2 separate regions of the Homo sapiens genome follow, and region 1 is linked to region 2. Evidence: chromatin loops called from intact Hi-C (ENCODE). Cell type or tissue: heart right ventricle. All regions are shown on one strand. Links, peaks and the distances in the headings refer to the core of each region. The heading gives the core; the rest is flanking DNA. Region 1 overlaps LINC00997 (long intergenic non-protein coding RNA 997). Region 2 overlaps NT5C3A (5'-nucleotidase, cytosolic IIIA).

Region 1 (9,703 bases), core at 757-8,756, 280 kb before region 2:
ATTTCAGGCACAGCCCAGCTCAGTCAGGCGAGGTCCAGAAAGGCCTGACTTGCCTGGCAGCCTCAACGGACTTGTCCCCGCAGCCCTTGCGGACCTCCTGGTCGTCATGGCGACTGTGAAATGTGGGGTGGGGAGCATGCGTTCGAAGCCATTTGCGCGGGCAGTCCCTGCGTGTCCCCCCACGTGCTCCCCAGCACTCGCAGGACCCCCGCCTCCGAGCTTCCCTGAGCGTGCAGCTTCCAGTGAGGGCAGCCCCACGCACAGCCCCCCACACCCTCCCCAACGCCTTCAGCCCCCGGTGCGCGTAGTCCCCAAGCCCACACGTGCACTCTCCACCTTGCGGCAGCTGCACGTACAGCCCCCCACACGCTCCCAGCCCCACTGGCGCAGAACCCATCACCGCTCGCCCTTCACGCGCTTCACTGGGAGTGCAGCCCCCACCCCGAGCGCGCAGCTCCACGCAGCCTCTCCACACTCTCCCCAGCGCCTGCAGCACCCCCAGTGCGCACAGCTCTGCCAGTCGCTTCCCCGCGTGCCGCCCCTGCACCACTTCGGGCCATAACCTTGCTGGCGACTAAGTCTGAAGAACTTCCCGTGATTTAATTCTTTTCTTCGAGTTTAGTCTTAGCTTTGACATTTTAACCAAAAGGTTACACGTTAATTTATGGTATGAGGTCACCACTTCTCCTATTGTCCTTCTCAGTTTCTCCCCAACCTCTCCTATTCCCTATTTTATAAGACAGGAGAAAAGGGAGAAAGCAAAAAGTTAGAAAGAAACAGAAGTAAGATAAATAGCTGGAGGACCTTGGCACCACCACCTGGCCCTGGTGGCTAAAATAATAATAATATTATTAACCCCTGACCAAAACTATTGGTGTTATGTGTAAATTCCAGACACTGTATGAGAAAGTACTGTAAAACTTTTTGTTCTGTTAGCTGATGTATGTAGCCCCCAGTCACGTTTTTCACGCTTACTTGATCTATTATGACTTTTTCACGTAGACCCCTTAGAGTTGTAAGCCCTTAAAAGGCCTAGGAATTTCTTTTTCGGGGAGCTCCGCTCTTAAGACACGAGTCTGCCGACGCTCCCGGCCGAATAAAAAACCTCTTCCTTCTTTAATCTGGTGTCTGAGGAGTTTTGTCTGCGACTCGTCCTGCCACAAATTAACGAAGTATTAAAGGGGAAGATCTCAGCTGAAAGAAATGACTGTAGGAAGTGTGTCAGGAAAGCCAACGGACCCGCAGGCCCGCCCGTGGTGCCCGCGGCATTAGGAACGTCTCTGCTCTCCTACGATCGCTGGGGTATCGGACAGTCAGTGCCCGCTGTCAATGCGGAGGGAACGGGCCGAGACTGCGGGCAACACGTGGCAGAGCCGGCCTGAGTCCGGTGGGTCTGATCCCAGAGCCTCAGGTTGACGCCAATTCCTTGGCATGGGACAGCGTTTACTGAATCTTAAAGCAAAATGCTTTTAAAATAAGGTTCCTCAGAAGTCGTCAGCCCTAGGAGCGGTGTGCTCAAGCGCTTTCAGCACCAGCCAGGACCAACTAAGAGGGGAGCCCTTAGCTCCCAGTCACCGCGCAGCCCTACAGGAGGCCAAAGCGGCTGGCACAGATGCACTGGGGCCACTGACATTTTCCATGTCCTCTTGTCACGGGCCATATGCTGGATGGAGCCCACACCGCTTCACTTCCCATCTGTCTGATGATGGATCAAATTGAACTCCCATATCCTAACTGACCAGTCTAAATCATGGCTCATTGTGGCCAGGTTAATTTTTCCTGATGCAACACAGCACAAAAATGTTCATGGCTCCCCATAGCCCACAAATCAAGTCCTAGGCTTGCTCACCAATGCCTTCAATAATTGCCCAATATACCTTTTCAACTTTAATTTCCCACTTCCTCAGGCACAAATCTTCCATCCCAGTCATTTCAGGTGAGGTCCACAGCCTGAGACACCATAACTGCTGAATTCCTTTACTCATATGGAAAAGCCACCCCTTGGCTTTTACATCCTTTTCTCCCTGCCCATCTGAATGCTATCACCTTCCAAGCCCCAGCCCATTTCTCCAGTCCATATTAATTATGCTTTTTCTGAAGGTCTAGAGCACTTAACTGACAGTACTATTTATCTTGTCATTCATTTAAATTCAGTAAGTGCTATTACTGTTCATTTCTTGTTTTGGGAGATTTTTTTTTAAGGAGCATTTCTACATTCCTGGCATTGTGTTTGGTGCTCAAAATGTTTTCTTACTTAATTCATGCAATAACTATATGCAAATTTTAAAATCAAGCATCAGGATGTAGTTATTTGCCCAAGTTTTAACAGCTAATAAATTCTATCTGTCCAATACTGCATTTAAAATACAAAGTATTTATGGTGGTTGTTAAGAATATATTCTTGAATGGCTAGGCAAACTCAAAATAAAGGACCTTATTTTAAAGTATGACTTTTTAATTTTTTTGCAACAATAAGTGAAGTGGAGTGATTGTTTTTCTTTTTAGTCAGTTTGTTTCTTCTGGAGTTTCCAACTGCCTTTTGCATCACTTGGTGTCCTGGTGGGATAAAATATGCTCTTACCCATGATCTAGTCCTTGAAAGTGCAAATCTGGTCATTTTATCATTTAAAAAATTAATCTTTTTATAAGAATGTTCATTGTGCTATTATTTATATCGTTGAAAAAATAGAAATGGCCTCAATGCCAAACACTAAGTTATGAAACATTCATATAATGAAGCATTACAGCCACTAAAGTCATTTTGCATGGATATTTAATAATATGGGAAAATAGTCATGATATAGTGTTAAAGGAAAAATGAAGCAGGATATATTTTATGATTCATATGTTTAGTAACACATAAAATTAACTGTGTGCCATGTGCTGCTCTAAATCTTTTACACAGGGGACTCATATAGGAAGATTACCAATGTATGACCTTGAGCTAGTAATTTAGCCACTCTAGGATTAATTTCCTCATCTGAAAAATGAAGACAGTTATATTTGTCTTACTGATGATGTGATCGAATGAATTAATGCTTGTAAAGCATCAAAAACAAAGCACGTGCTTAAACAAATGTTCCTTTATTATGTTCTAGACTGGCCATCCTATAGTGCAGTAGTGAGGATTTTTAGGTTGGTGCAAAAGTTATTGCTATTTTTGCCAACACTTCCAATTAATATTTTGCTCACTTGGTTTGTTTGTCATCAAGTGATATGTTAGTAATTATTGAACAGTAGTACATGTTTTAGGTTCATTAGTTAACAGAGATAGTTGCCTAAATCATTATGTATCTACTCCTACTAAGGAGAGGAGTAGATTTGTGTATAAGAGGGAAATCATGACACTTAGTTTTATGTGCGGTTAAATAGAATCATGGATGTTTTCATGTTTTTACAGCCTCTCTAACAGAGGTCACTTATTTTGACCTCGTTATTTTCAATGGTTATTTTAGTCGCATTTTAGCTGCATACTAACTAATGACAATAACTTAAAGCAGTTAGCCTGATAATTTAATCTATGATGAATTGTCAATTAAAATAGCACATTATAATTAGGTATGATGCAATATATTCTTGCATTATCTTATCTTTGAAACAGACATGCCTCATGATTTAGCTTTTTTTGTTGCTGTTCTCAAGATAGGGTCTCACTGTGTCACACAGGCTAAAGTGTGATGGTGTTCACTGCAACCTTGAACTCCTGGGCTCAAGCGATCCTCCTGCCTCAGCCTCCTGAGTAGCTTGGACTACAGGTGCAGGCCACCACACACAGCTAATTTGTTTATTTTTGTAGAGACAGGGTATCACTATGTTGCCCAGGCTGGTCTAAAACTCCTAGCCTCAAACACTCCTGCCGCCTCTGCCTCCCAAGGTATTGGGATTACAGGCATGAGCCACTGCACCTGGCTGCAAATTATTTGTCTTACATAGAGATCTCTAATCCGGTTATGGATATCTAAAACTTGCCTCAGTTTTTCCTTTGTCTTTTAGTAAAGCAACTGGGAAAAAAATGCCATTAAACTATTTAACCAGCAGATGGCAATAATGATCTGTAAATCAAAATTTCAAAACGCAGTTACTTATTAAATTCGTTCTTTAAAAAAAATCACTGTTCTTATAATAAATCCATTTACTAAATATGAAATGTAGGAAAATTCCAAATGTAACCCCACATAAAAATTACATTGCATATTTCATATATCAAAATAATCAAGATATTCATCATGGCCAAGATTTAGTTTTCCAAATAATAATGACTTTGTTTTAACTGATTCAGATAATTTATTAGATTTAAAGTTTTAACTTTCACAAATACATACATATAAATTTAAGTGGATAGTTAAGTTCCATCTCTAGCCTCCAGGCTAGATAGAGGTAGTTCAGTGAAGACCATTTTGAAAATATTACAAACTTTTCCACTTATAATTTGGTAATTTAAAATATGAATTTCACTTTAATTGAAACTTTCTGCATAAAAGATTGGTCTTTATTTGTGCTGTCTCATAATTTCTTATGCATTAAGATACTTTTCCCCCTTTGTACAGTGCAAGGAGTTGGAATTGGCACCAAAGTATTAGTCTCTAGTTTATCAGCTTTAGTTATTCCCAAAGATGGTGGCAAAATTATTGGGATCTCATAGTTATTTTATTTAGTAATTTTATTTATTTTCATTATCCCGCTCTAAGACTTCTACAAATTCCAACATGAAATACATCCTTTGTTTAATTTTGTAGCTCCATTTTTGTCTTCAAAAAATAGCATGGCCATAGGTATGTTCTTCTTGGAGCTTACTTATTTTCTAGGCAATTTCAAATTGGTCTGTTTATAAATGTTAAAAGATCCTTTCAAATTCTTCTTCAGCAAGTTGCCTCCACTAAAAAAAGTGTCTTTGGACATGTGTATTTTATAAAACAACTGCTTCAATCTAAAACCTTCCTTAGATTTACATATCTTGGATTGACTCATTTTTAAATAGCATATTTGCTGCTGTTGAATTACTTTACAGAGCCTCTTTAAATTCATATTGGATGCAGGTGCTTCATCAAGGAGAAAGTGGAAAGACACCAACTTGCCATGTCAATCAGAAAAGGCCACAAGCCTGAGTCTGAGAGAAAAAAGGAAAACAAAAATATCTTTAGCAGGAAATAAAGTGATTCTGCTCTTCTAGAATTATCTTAGGTGAGCTACAAACCTGCTGCTAACTCCAATTTTTTCAACATCATTTGAATATACCTCATCTTATATGCAGATTGACTAGTGTTCCCTGAAGCTTTCCAATTGCATTCAATTGAAGGGAGAGGGCCATAACTGTTTAGGTGCCAATCTCTGTGTTTTTGGAAACATGAAAAACCCATGCCTCATTTCTCTGCAATTGCATTTTAAGAATACATTATCTGCAACAGGGCTGGTCCAGTTAACATTTTCAAAGTGCAATTCCAGGCTTACAGAATGTTAAAGTGGATGGAGTCTTATATCTTCTGGTCTCATGGTTTTCAGATTGCTGAGAGACTCCAAAGCTGTTCCAAGGAGGTGACTCAATATTAATATTTTTACATGGCTGGGCATGGTGGCTCACGCCTGTAATCCCAGCACTTTGGGAGGCCGAGGAGGGTGGATCACCTGAAGTCAGGAGTTCGAGACCAGCCTGGCCAACATGGTGAAACCCCGTCTCTCCTAAAAATACAAAAATTAGCTGGGTATGGTGGGGGGCCGCCTGTAATTTCAGCTACTTGGGAGGCTGAGGCAGGAGAATCACTTAAACCCAGGAGGAGGAGGTTGCAGTGAGCCAAGATTGCACCATTGCACTCCAGCCTGGGCAACAAGAGGGAAACTCCGCCTGAAAAAAAAAAAAAATTCTTACACACAACAATAGCATAGAAATCAAGAGGCGATTAAATGTAGTTAAATAGTTTCAAGTTCCTTGAATTATCTTGCATGCAAAATGTGGATTAAGATTAGTCATTGATACACCAAGAATGAATGTTACAATTTCAGAGTCATCACTGAAATAATAGAAATGCAAAAATACATATCTTTCAGACTAAAAGAGAAGGAAAGCTGAGTGACAAGTCACTCAAACAATTTGAAAGAAAGCAAGAAAAGAGAGAAACAGGGACATAAAACAGCTAGGATAAACAGAAAACACATAGGAAGATGGTGGTTTTTTTATCCAAACTTATTAGTAATTATAAGTGCAAAGAGATTAAATGCCCCAGTTAATAATCAAAGACTATCAGACTGATATACACCATAATAGATATGAAAAAATATTCTTAATAGCACTAATTATAAGAGCCTCAAATTGGAGGCAAAACAAATGCCCATTAGCAGTAGAATAGATAAATAAACTATGGTATATTTCATACAATGGAATACTTTACAGCAACAAAAAAAAATGAAGAAACTGCATATGCTTGCAGCAACATAAAAAAACTTCTAAAAACATAATATAAAGGTCAAAGACAGAGACATTAAAGATATCATATGATCTCATTTATATGAAATTCAAAACTAGCCAAAATTAAATTATCATATTTGGCAATGCACACATAGGTAATTGTATTAGTCCATTTTTCACACTGCTGATAAAGACATACCCAAGACTGGGCAATTTACAAAAGAAAGAGGTTTATTGGACTTACAGTTCCACATGGCTGGGGAGGCTTCACAATCATGGCAGAAGGCAAGGAGGAGCAAGTCACATCTTACATGGATGGCAGCAGTCAAAGAGCAACCTTGTGCAGAGAAACTCCCATTTTTAAAACCATCAGATCTTGTGAGACCCATTCACTATCACAAGAACAGTACAGGAAAGACCCATCCCCATGATTCAGTCATCTCCCACTGGGTCCCTTCCACAACACGTGGGAATTATGGGAGCTACAAGATGAGATTTGGGTGGGGACACAGAGCCAAACCATATCAGTGATAAAACTCTAAAGCAAAGCAGGAAATCACTTTTTGTAAGAGTCCAGATTGAAATATCTTTGTGGGGAGAGGGAGGAGATGTACAGAGAGGGGCTGGCAGAGTCTCTTTTTTGCTCTAGCTGGCAGGTTCAAGGGTGTTCAGGTTATTTTGGAAGCAGTGCAGAGAAGGGAGCCAGACTAGAAACAGGGAGGTGATCAACTGGGTCTCGGTTACATACAGAAAACAGCAGAGACAGCTGAAAGATCCTTCTCTGTGTTCACAGCCATCATCTATGACTAGCATCCAGTGATAGCAGGAACACTGATGCCAACATTTTTCAAAGTTTGCAGAAACGACTTGGCTCCTCCACAGAGCATTGTGAGTCAGTTCAGAAGAAATCAATATCCATCTTCTGTTCTCTTCTTGCCTGCCAAGGGGACCTGGAATCCTTAAGCTTTTGCTCCTGGTTTCCCACTTCAATATTCATCCAAAGAGTCTCCTCCTGCTTGTTTTCATTCTTTCTGCCCTTCCTTGTCCCCCAGGGTGGAGATCTCAAGTGCATAATACCCCACTATGCGGTGATGTTAGCCCCAGAGCACAGCTGAACACAGCATTCCTCAGGAGAAGATTCATCCTCTATATAGGGAACACTGGAGATATTGCTGCTCTAACCCCAAAGAACTCATCACCAAAGCTTGGGACTTTGGGCCCATGGTAGGCAACTGGAAGAGCTATTTGTGGCAAACAGTGTAACTCAAACATCATCATAACTATCTGACAGACTTTAAGGAGGCCAATCCAATGTTCTCAAGCCTGGCTGCATCATGAATCACTCAAGGAATTTATTTTTTATCCAGATTTCTGAACCCCCAACCTCGATTCTGACTTACTGGGTTCTGAGTAGAACATGGAAATCTGTATTTACAGCAACTCACCCAGGTGATTTATCCAGGTGGCTCTGGTGCAACTCTTCAATGGGATGGTAATTAGGAGCATCCCAGGGGGTCAGAGCTCACGTACCTCATGGCCAGGAACTGTGTAGGCCTCCTTTGCTTACATCTAAATGTTTTCCCCTGGTCCAACTGGAATACGAATGTTACCTCCTAAGAGTCCAACTTTATCACTTCTTCTAACCATCTAGATATCTGCTGGTAAACTCAAGACATCTCTAATTCTTCCTCTTTCCACTAGAGATTAAATGCATTTTTTTCACATAAAGATAGACTTTAATCTAATGTGGTTATGTATGCATATAAATGTCCAAATGAGAGCCAAGTTGGGAAATATGGCCATGTGTTGATGTGATGTCTTGGAACAAGGAAGGACACCTCTGCAGAGGTGTTTTGAGGGCTATACCAACATGCTGATGTGATCCCTTATCAAAGCACTCTAGAGCAGCCATTCTTAAATATTTTGGCCTCAAAAAGACCAAACAAGTCCTTTATGATTGCTTAAGTGTATTGTATGCATTGATATTTACATGGATATTTATAATCCATTCATGTTAAAACTTTAAAATGAAAAAATATTTGTTTATAAATCATTTACAAATAACAATAATAAACTCACTATATTAACAGAAATATCTTTTATATGAAAATAACTATTTTCAACAAAAATTTAGTGAGAAAAGTGACATTGTTTTAACTTTATGCAAATCTCTTTAAGTTTGACTTAATAGAAGACAGATTTTCATATCTTCTGCATTCAATCTGTTGCAATATGCTGTTTTGATGGAAATATATAAGGAAAATCAGTCCTCACAAATATGTAGTTAGCAAAAAAAAGAGTATTTTAATCTCCCTCTGCACTTAATCTGTTGCATTATAACATGCCATGTAACCTCTGGAAAATTCCACTGTACACATGACAGAACAAAAATGAAAAAGGCAAGTAACATCTTAATACTGTTAGAAAAATAGTTTTGACTTCACAGACCCCCAGGATTTTCAGACTTGGCCCCCACTTCCCCACTCTCCCCACCCCCATCCTAGTTCTGGACCATGCTTTGGAGACTGAAGACTGCATCTTCAAAGAAAAGCAACGTGCTCCTTTCTTTGCCAATAGACAGCCATTGCTGTAACACTGTCCTCTTGGACACAAAGCTGAGGCAGCTGAGGCGGCTGAGGCAGGCAAGCTAAGGGACCATTCGCATCCATTTGCAGAGCTGGTAAAAGTGCTAACTATAGCCAATGCCGATTGAGGCTTCGTTCCAGGCAACAAACACCTCAGCAGGTTCACCTGGTGATTAAACCCACCTATGCTGGGGGCAAGAACCTGATGCCCTACTTACACTGGGGACAGGTGATTGCTTGAATTGAGGAAGAGAATAGTCAAGATTCACCTCAAAGTCGATGGCATTTGCCAGGGTTCTGAGTTTCAGCAACAAACAGCACTCATGTTTGTCAGAATGAGCCTCTGAGCCACCTCCCCATGAACTTGAGCAGTTCCCCCTCTGAGAATATGTTTCTCCCAGATATGTGCTTGTCCAACATCCTTGCTTTCCTCAGATCTTTGCCCACATGGTACTTTCTAAGAGAGGCCCATCCAGACTACATCATTTAATACTGCAGCTGCCAGCCCAGTAATCCGGATGCCTGACTATCCGGCATTTTTCTTTTGCAGTAGTATGTATTGCTTTCTAACATACTGTACAATGTGCTTACTGGCTATGTTTATTGTTTATTGTTGATATTTCTCATGAGACAAAGATCTTTGTTTGATTCAATGTTGTATTCCCAAGGACAGAACCACACCCAAAATTGAGTAGACACCAATAAATATTAGCTTAAT
Region 2 (9,588 bases), core at 1,589-9,588:
GAGACGGAGTCTCACTCTGTCACCCAGGCTGGAGTGCAGTGGCACGATCTCGGCTCACTGCAATCTCCGCCTCCTGAGTTCAAGCGATTCTTCTGCCTCAGCCTCCCGAGTAGCTGGGACTACAGGCGTGCGCCACCACACCTGGCTAATTTTTGTATTTTTAGTAGAGATGGGGTTTCGCCATGTTGTCAGGCTGGTCTCGATCTCCTGACCTCATGATCCGCCCACCTTGGCCTCCCAAAGTGCTGGGATTACAGGCGTGAGCCACCGCACCCGGCCCTCATTTTTTTTTTTAATTAAAATTTTTTTTAAAAAAACATAGAGACAGGGTCTCATTATGTTGCCCAGGCTGTAGTACGGTGGCTATTCACAGGCATGACCCCACCACTGATCAGCTTAGGAGTATGGACCTGCTCTGTTTTCAACCAGGGCTAGTTCACCCCTCCTCAGGCAACCTGGTGGTCCCCTGCTCCCAGGAGGTTCCTATATTGATGCCGAACTTAGTGCAGACACTTGATTGGCACAGCACACTAAAGCTTGGAACTCCTGGGCTCAAGTGATCCTTTCACCTCAACCTCCCAGGGACCATAGGCGCTAGGCCAGTACGCCCAGCCTCATGTTTTTTATCATTTAAGATCACTGCAAAAACTTATCCTAGTAGATGACTGTGAGTGAGACTGATTGCAGCCTTATGAATTTACAGACATATGTATATGCAAACTGATGAGAACCTATGGTTCCCATCTCAATGTATTTCTTAAACTTTGCAAAAATCTAGGCCTGGGGCTGAGGCTCACATCTGTAATCCCAGCACCTTGGGAAGTCGAGGTAGAAGGATTGCTTGAGCCCAGGAGTTTGAGACCAGCCTGGGCAACATACAGAGGCCCTGTATCCACAAAAAATGTTAAAAAATTAGCCAAGTGTGGTGGCATGTGCCTGTAGCCCCAACTTCTCAGGAGGCTGAGGTGGAAGGATCACTTCAGCCCAGAAGGTAGAGGCTGCAGTACAATCATGCCACTGCACTTCAGCCTGTGTGACAGGGGGAGGTTGTCTCAAAAAAAAAAAAATTGCAAAAATCTAGATCAAGTAATTTAATTTTCAAAAACTCAAGTAAAATTGTTGAACATGAACTATATCTTTTTTACTTTCTTACTTAAAAAGCATTAAATTCTGTTTTAAACTTTTAGCAGAAATGACACTGATGTTACAATAGGTAGGTCAGGTTCAAGAAAATAGGATGTAAGACAATAACATAAATGAAGGGAGTCTTTCCTGGCTCTCCTTTCAAATGCCATATGTTTGAATATTTCAAGATGCTTAGCACTGACTTTTTTTTTTTTTTTGGAGATGGAGTCTCATTCTGTCGCCCAAGCTGGAGTGCAGTGGTGCAATCTTGGCTCACTGCAGCCTCTGCTTCCCGGGTTCAAACAATTCTACTGCCTTAGCCTCTGGAGTAGTGGGGACCACAGGTGCACCCTGCCACACCTGGCTTCTTTTTTTTTTTTTTTTAAGAGTCGGGTCTTGCTATGGGGTGTAGTAGGTTGGTCTTGAACTCCTATGCTCAAGCGATCCTCTCACCTCAGCCTCCCGAATCTTTTTATTTTATTATAGCTGAATCTCTATGATTGAAATGAAACAAGATGAAAAGCTTTCTGTTTTAATTTTGGACTCCTTCTACATCTCACAATTGGTATTCCTGCCCTTAAAAAGAAACAAACAATATTGTTTAAGATCACTATTTTGTTATAAGTTAAATTAAAAATGGCAAAAAGGTAATGCAATTTAAGCTTTTATTATTGGTGCACTATATCGAGTACATCTAAATGAGGAGTAAAAAGTTAAGATTTAACTTACTACCCTTCCTTCTTACTGTGCCACATAAACACATTAAGTAAATACTAAGGCAAGAGAACAATAAACAAAATTATTTTGAGATTTAAATTCATGAATTAATAGTAACTAGTAGCAAAATTATCTGAAATCATATGAAGGACTGGCGGGTGATAACTTGAGTTGAATACTATGCATCAATTAAATACATTTTTAAATAGTTATGATATCCATGTGATATAATAGCATAAATACAATATAGTTATGAAAATATAAGTATAAATTTATAAACAAATTAAGTAAACAATCTTGATTTAAAACATTACAGAATGACTTCATTTGGGTAAAAAAATTATACTTAATTATATACATAGAAAAATAAAGGAAGTACACTTACTAAAACGGGGGTCTTTTAAGGTGGTGAAAATTATAGATTTCTTTTGCTCATCTAGATTCACTTTTATATCAACGTGTATTGTATGATATAAAAAGAATCAATACAAAATAAAATAGATAAATTATTTATTTATTTGAGACAGGGTCTCACTCTATCACCCAGACTGGAGTGCAGTGGTATGATCTTAGCTTACCAGCCTCAACCTTCTGGGGTCAAGTGATCCTCCTGCCTCAGCCTCTCAAGTAGCTGGAACTATAGGCATGTGCCACCACACCTGGCTTTTATATGTGTATGTGTGTGTGTGTGTGTGTGTCTTTTGATTTCTTACTTAAATAGGATTAAATTCTGTATTTAAATAAACTTTTAGAGGAAATGACATTTATGTTGCAATAGGTAGGTCAGGTCCAAGAAAACAGGATGTAAGATAATACCATAAATGGCGTCTTCATTTATAGTATTGATACATTTGATTTGTGTGTGTGTGTGTGTGTGTGGTTTTTTTTTGATGTATTTGATTTTTAGTAGAGATGAGGTCCCCTTATTTTGCCCAGGCTGGTCTCTAACTCTTAGGCTCAGGTGATCCTCCTGCCTCCACCTCCCAACGTGCTGGGATTACAGGTATGAGCCACCTTGCCCGGCCTGGTAAATAGTTTAAAATAAACAAATTCCTTATAAAAAGCTGGATCATAATTCAGGTACTCATGAGTCCAATTATTAAGACTTCTTTAAAGTTAGGTCACATGACTGGAAACCCATGAATGTGGACCTCATAAGTTAGTTTTCTGAAATCTATAGTGAATCACATGATCGATCTATGCTTGCTATAAGTGTACTAGAGGGGATTCAAAAGTGGGTAAAACATATATGAAAGCTTTATTATCTATAGTAACTTATGTTTCTTGCATAGTTTTAGCCAAATTAAATTTCAGTAGCTCAAAATTAAATAATTATATATGCAATGCCTCCAAGACCCCCGGGTCACTTTAATCATCTCCAATGATTATGGCAGGCATTCAGGGGATCAGGCCCTGTTTTCTACAGTGCTAAGTGCTCAGGTTACAAATTGTTGCTCAAAATTTGGCATAATGCTGGATATCTCCCCATATCCCATCTTTTTAAACTTTAAGAAAGATGTATGACATCACCAAACATTCTGCTATCTCCAAATCTGAGGGCTCAAATGGAATATTGTTTAGAGATAATTTTTTAATGCATTACATAATTAAATCTACTTTAAGAGAGTATCATGTCTAAAAGTAAGTTGAACAAAATTAGCTTTATTAACAGAAGGGAGAAGATAGGACAATATGTATTGAATAACTACTACGTGGTAAGCACTGTTTACAACTTTATGTATATCATCTCTTTTTCAATCTTAATCCAGGAAGGCACTTAGAATAGTATACTGTTAGAATTCTCCAAAATATAATTACTTTAAAACATCAAGTGAAATAAAATACAAACACTAAGAACATATTCTTTATTAATTATTATTATTAGGCCTTATAGCAACATTGCCTGACAAAGTCAAAATACATTCTTAATATAATACCCTGAAGTAAACAAGGCATAAGAGTATTTAGGTGAATCATCCCCATTCTAGATAACTGGAAATTGAAGCTTAGAAAAGTTTAGTATCTTGTCCAAGGATAAACCATTAAAATGTGGCAGAGCTGAGATTTGAACCAAGGACTTACCAACTACTAAACTTTCAAAGACCACCCCATTCCCTTACAAGATTGTCTTCTGTTCAAGCCATAGATTCTATAACTTGTTAAAGGAAAAAGATACTGTATATCATTACTAAATAAGCCACACACAAAGAATTACAGAATAAAAATTATGGAACACTAGAGTTTCCTATCTTACCAAAATTAGGAACATGTGACAAAATCTCTTTTATGTACATATTGTACACAAAATAGAATTTTTATTCTATTTATCTAGCTTAGAAAGACATCAAAATTTTAAAAATTGACAACAGGCCGGGCACAGTGGCTCACGGCTGTAATCCCAGCACTTTGGGAGACCGAGACAGGCAGATCACAAGGTCAGGAGATCGAGACCATCCTGGCTAACACGGTGAAACCCCGTCTCTACTAAAAATACAAAAAAATTAGCCAGGCGTGGTGGCAGGTGACTGTAGTCCCAGCTATTTGGGAGGCTGAGGCGAGAGAATGGCGTGAACCCGGGAGATGGAGCTTGCAGTGAGCCAAGATCGCACCACTGCACTCCAGCCTGGGCGACAGAGGGAGACTCCATCTCAAAAAAAAAAAAAAAAAAAAAAATTACATAAAAATTGGCAACAAATGTACACCTGCTTAAATTACCCAAACAGGGAAACTTTATCCAAAAGCTTCAGAGTACAAGAATCAAACGAATGCTGACTGTGCTACTTAACTAGCTATTTCCTAAGTGAGTTAACAGAAAATTAGGAAAGTAACTACAGCTAGACTGTGTTTTAAGGACTAAATAAATGCGTAGAGTATACTTGGTCAACGTAGGCACCTCTAAATTTTAGTTTTTCCCTAGTTACCAAACAATAGCACAGTGCCAAATTAACCCAAATGGGAGTCAGTTTCTAACTGCTTTCTAGTTCTAGTCCCAGTGAAGCCTCCTTTTTTCTTAAGCCGACTATAGTAAGTTTCTATTTTGCAACATTTTGCTATGCTGTATATAATGCTTGGGTTCTCAACTTTTTCCTGTCTCACTGAATTTTATCTAGCAACTTGTTCCCTTAGAACCCTAACCATTTGACAGAGAAATCCAGATAGACTGAAAAACTGATCTTTTTCACTGGGAAAAGTCTGCCTAACTAATGATATCGGAGATAAGGCAAAGGAGAAGGCTATGCCTTCTGACAAGGCAGTAGAGAAGACAGAATGGGGACAGGAAGGATCTTGCAAGCACTGGCTCTCTACTTCCACCTAATTACAAGAAGGAACTTGGCAAACAAATGAAGCAACTCTTTAATGAACTGCTAAACTACTTTGTAATCTATCAGCACCTTGAAAATGAGGAAGATAAACAACATATATGAAAAAAATGACAAAATGGCATTTAAGTCTATAATGGCAGAAAGTTGTCTTACTTGGTTTAAATTGTATAGATTAATGGTTTAAGCAACTCTGAGAGTTAACATAAAAGTGCGTAACACAAGAAAGATAATTTGATATAGAATAGCAGTGTGTCACAATGGCCAGAGAAGTCTGCCACCTGCTGATGGAAAAACTGAATTGTATAGATTTCCCTACTGCTGTTTTTAAGGAGAGAAAAAAAACCTATCAGGTATGGTTTAATGACATTACATGTCAAGTTGTTAGGCTGAAGATATAAACTACAACCTCTAATTTAAAAGAGAATAAAGATTAAAATAGGACTTAAGATTCTTTATATATCTCTCTCTTTAATAACTCTCTCTAAATATGTAATACCTGAACTATTTTTATTTTTATTTTTTATTTATTTATTTTTTTTGAGATGGAGTCTCACTCTGTTGCCCAGGCTGGAGTGCAATGGTGCAATCTTGGCTCACTGCAACCTCTGCTTCTGGGGTTCAAGTGATTCTCCTGCCTCAGCCTCTTGGGTAGCAGGGATTACAGGCATCTGCCACCACTCCCAGATAATTTTTGTATTTTTAGTATAGATGGGGTTTCACCATGTTGGTCAGGGTGGTCTCGAACTCCTGACTTTGTGATCCGCCCGCCTCGGCCTCCCAAAGTGCTGGGATTATAGGCGTTAGCTACCACGCCTGGCCAACTGAACTATTTTTAAAGCAAACAAAAGAGGTAAATATGGAAACTATTTAACATAAAATACACAGGAACATTCAAACTACTATGAACATTAAGGATAATCCAAAACACTGTGCAAAAAATATAAAGTCCTATAGATTTCACCTCTGCAATCCATCTCTTTTCTGTCTTCCTCTTTCTACTGCTCCCATAACAGTTTAATACTTCATTATCTTTAATACAGGCTTATTTTAATTCCTGCTCCCCACCTCCAGATTCTAATAATATTAATTTAGTGCGTGCTCAGTTATCAGTTTAATTGTATCAAAACACATTCCAGATGGTATCACTTATTTTAAAAACCATACCCAAAGCCTCTCTAGCAAATAAATTGCAAATATCTTATACTAATAGAGATGTTCTACAATGTGGTCCCAACACACTTTAAAAAATCTTGTTGCTTTTAAAAAACCGATTTAAAAAATATATAAAAGCAATACATGCTCATGATATGTCAAACAATATAAAAAGTTAAAGGATGAAAAAGTTGAAGTCTCCCTTCCTGGTCTCATCCTCCCAAGTCCACTGTCATTAGTAAAACTAGAAACAGCTTCTAAAGTTTTTGTTTTGTTTTGTTTTGTTTTGTTTTTTAATTTCCAATGACATAAGGATATACATGTGTATTTCTTTTGGGAGCACAACTGTTCTGCAACTTGCCTTTTCCCCTTGTCACCATTTCTTGAGCTTTTTAAAATGTTAACATAGCCCGGTACAGTGGCTCACACCTGTAATCCAAGCACTTTGGGAGGCTGAGGCAGGTGGATCACCTGAGGTCAGGAGTTCGAGACCAGCTTGGCCAACATGGTGAAACCTCGTCTCTACTAAAAATACAAAATTAGCCAGGCGTGGTAGCAGGTGCCTGTAATACCAACTACTCAGGTGGCTGAGGCACCACGAGTATCACTTGAAGCTGGGAGACAGAGGTTGCAGTGAGCCAAGATCGCATCACTACACTCCAGCCTGGGCAACAGAGAGAGACTCGGTCTCAAAAAAAAAAAAAAAAAAAAAAAAAGTTATACAGATTTTTTTTTCACAGCTGCCCAATATTTTATTATACAAATGCACCATCATTCATTTAACCAATGTATACTGCCTTTAATAAAGTAAATGAAAGTACCTATTTTTCTATATCCTCATCACTCTCTCTTTATACAGTAATTGTCTGGCAGCACCGATTCTATTATTTGTGAGCAAGTAACCTGGAAGTTTTGTTACACATAAAATTTGCATTTTGCTGTAGTAAGAATTTTAATTGTTTACTTAAATGATTCTCAAGCTTTAGCACACATCACAATCACCTGCAGGCTTGTTAAAACAGACTGCTGGGTCCAACCTCAAAGTTTCTGATTGTTTGTCTGGAGTAGGACTAGATAACTCGCATATATAACAAGTTCCTGCTCAATGTTGATGCCATGGTCTGGGACCACTCTTTGAGTACCATTGGTGTAAAACACTAGTATATGGGATCCTGTATTTCAAAATAAGGTTTCATCCTTCTCTAGTTGTCATGGTTTATATAACCAGCTCTTAGGAGCCTTAGCCAGGTTGTAAAAAATTGCTGTATTGTAGGAAAAAATGCCCACCTCTTGCCCGCCAATCAATGGCTAGTATTGGTAACCGAGGTGAAGAAAGTAAAAGGATCTAAAGATGTAATGAGCCTGGGCAACATAACAAGACACTGTCTGTTTTTGTTTTTGTTTTTTTTCGAGACAGAGTCTTGCTCTGTTGCCCAGAGCTGGAGTGCAATGGTGTAATTTTGGCTCACGGCAACCTCTGCCTCCCGGGTTCAAGTAATTCTCCTGCCACAGCCTCCTGAGTAGCTGGGATTACAGGTTTGTGCCACCACGCCTGGCTAATTTTTGTATTTTTAGTAGAGACAGGGTTTCACCATGTTGGCCAGGCTGCTCCAGAACTCCTGACCTCAAGATCTGCCCACCTTGGCCTCCCAAAGTGCTGGGATTACAGGCGTGAGCCACCGTGCCCAGCCACAAGACCCTGTCTCTAAAAATAAAATTAGTCAGGCATGGTGGCACATGTCTGTAATCCCAGCTACTTGGGAGGCTGAGGGGGGAAGACGGTTTGAGCCCAGGAGGTCGAGGTTGCAATGAGCTATGATTGTACCACTGCACTCCAGCCTGGCTCACAGACTGTGATCCCATTTCTTAAAATAAATAAATAAATGACTGAAAGAAAGAAAGAAAGAAGTAATGGCTTTTAGTCAGAAAAAAATTTGTGAATAAATTTAAAATTAAGTATCCAGTTCAAAGGGGACTCCATCTGTTAGGTAAATGAATTCACAACAAAAGGAAAGAGAAAAAAAATTGTAAAGCTAAAACTGTTTCAGGAAGGAGCTGTTTCTAGCTAATATACAAGTAGCTCACTAGATAAGAGAACAACTTTGCATTAAAGTTGAAAATGTGGTTAACTTGTGGCATATGGATAATCTACAGGAAACCTGACAAACATGATTTGAAAGGACAAAGTCATACATGCCTGGTACAAACATTTCCACGTTTACAAATTTGGGAATTCAAGATCATCTTGAATATAGCCTTTGATAATGTTGAGTTTAATGGGCTGGGCATGGTGGCACATGTCTGTAATCCCAGCACTTTGGGAGGTAGAGGTAGGAGGATCGCTTAAGCCAGGAGTTTGAGACCAGGTGGGCAACATGGCAAAACCCCATCTCTACAAAAAATACAAAAATAAGCCAGGCATGGTGGCATGCACCTGTAGTCCCAGCTACCTGGGAGGCTGAAGTAGGAGGATCACTTGAGTCAAGCAGGTCAAAGCTGCAGTGAGCCATGATGGTGCCACTGCACTCCAGCCTGGGTGGCAGAGTAAGACCCTGCCTCAAAAAAAAAAAAAAAGAATTTAATGTATTTCTCTGTTTTTCAAACTGGAACAATCATGATTTTTATCCTTCAAACATCACCACAGCCATGAATCATTATGCAATGTCATTTCCTGTTTCTTTATCACATAGCCTTTTGTTGCTATGTCTCACAACCTTACACAGGTTGAGAGTATCCTTTACCCAAACTGCTTGGGACCAGATTTCGGGTATTTTGGGATTTTGGAATATTTGCACATACATTATATCTTGGGGATGGTGCCCAAGTTTAAATATGAAATTCATTTATGTTTCACATCTACCTTATATACATGGCCTAAAAGTAATTTTATAAAATATTTTACACAATTTTGTGGCTAAAACAAATTTGTGTACTCTTAACCATCAGAAAGCAAAGGTGTCAATATCTCAGCCACTTGTGTGGCATCATGTCAGCGTTCAAAAAGCTTCAGATTTTGAAGAGTTTTGGATTTCAGATTTTCAGATTAGGGATGCTCAATCTGCATTCATTTTGGAGTACTGTTAGGTCTATAGTTTTGAAGCTAGTTGTGACACATAATTGGGAGATTAGCTTCCACATCTCACTAGGACATACAAAGGAGGTGGCTATGTGTTGAGAGCTACTTAAAATCTAGATATTTCAAGTGTGAATGAATATATCTTTACTCGGGGTAAACAAAAGATACATGCTATCGGGCATGGTGGCTCACACC

Evidence for each region. Peaks named below come from ENCODE experiments on the same cell type or tissue, not always from the same donor. Only the 100,000 strongest peaks of a DNase experiment are listed, where the experiment ranks them.
Region 1: a loop joins it to region 2, with 2.4 times the contacts of the local background. A loop is called at or near these places in 19 of 110 quality-filtered maps.

The regions. Positions count from the first base shown.
Region 1 is chr7:32,761,807-32,771,509 of GRCh38, forward strand. LINC00997 (long intergenic non-protein coding RNA 997) reads left to right here. Exons shown (of 1, transcript NR_036501.1): 1 at 1-1,118. Among named protein-coding and RNA genes, the nearest start is that of LINC00997, 8.4 kb to the left of the region's middle. In heart right ventricle, for the core only: a CTCF peak has its summit at 4,036 (motif pointing right); no DNase peak of the experiment used is centred there.
Region 2 is chr7:33,045,478-33,055,065 of GRCh38, forward strand. The region is part of intron 1 of NT5C3A (5'-nucleotidase, cytosolic IIIA); the gene reads right to left. It also overlaps the pseudogene RN7SL505P. Among named protein-coding and RNA genes, the nearest start is that of NT5C3A, 13 kb to the right of the region's middle. In heart right ventricle, for the core only: a CTCF peak has its summit at 5,447 (motif pointing left); no DNase peak of the experiment used is centred there; H3K27ac peaks cover 1,382 bases.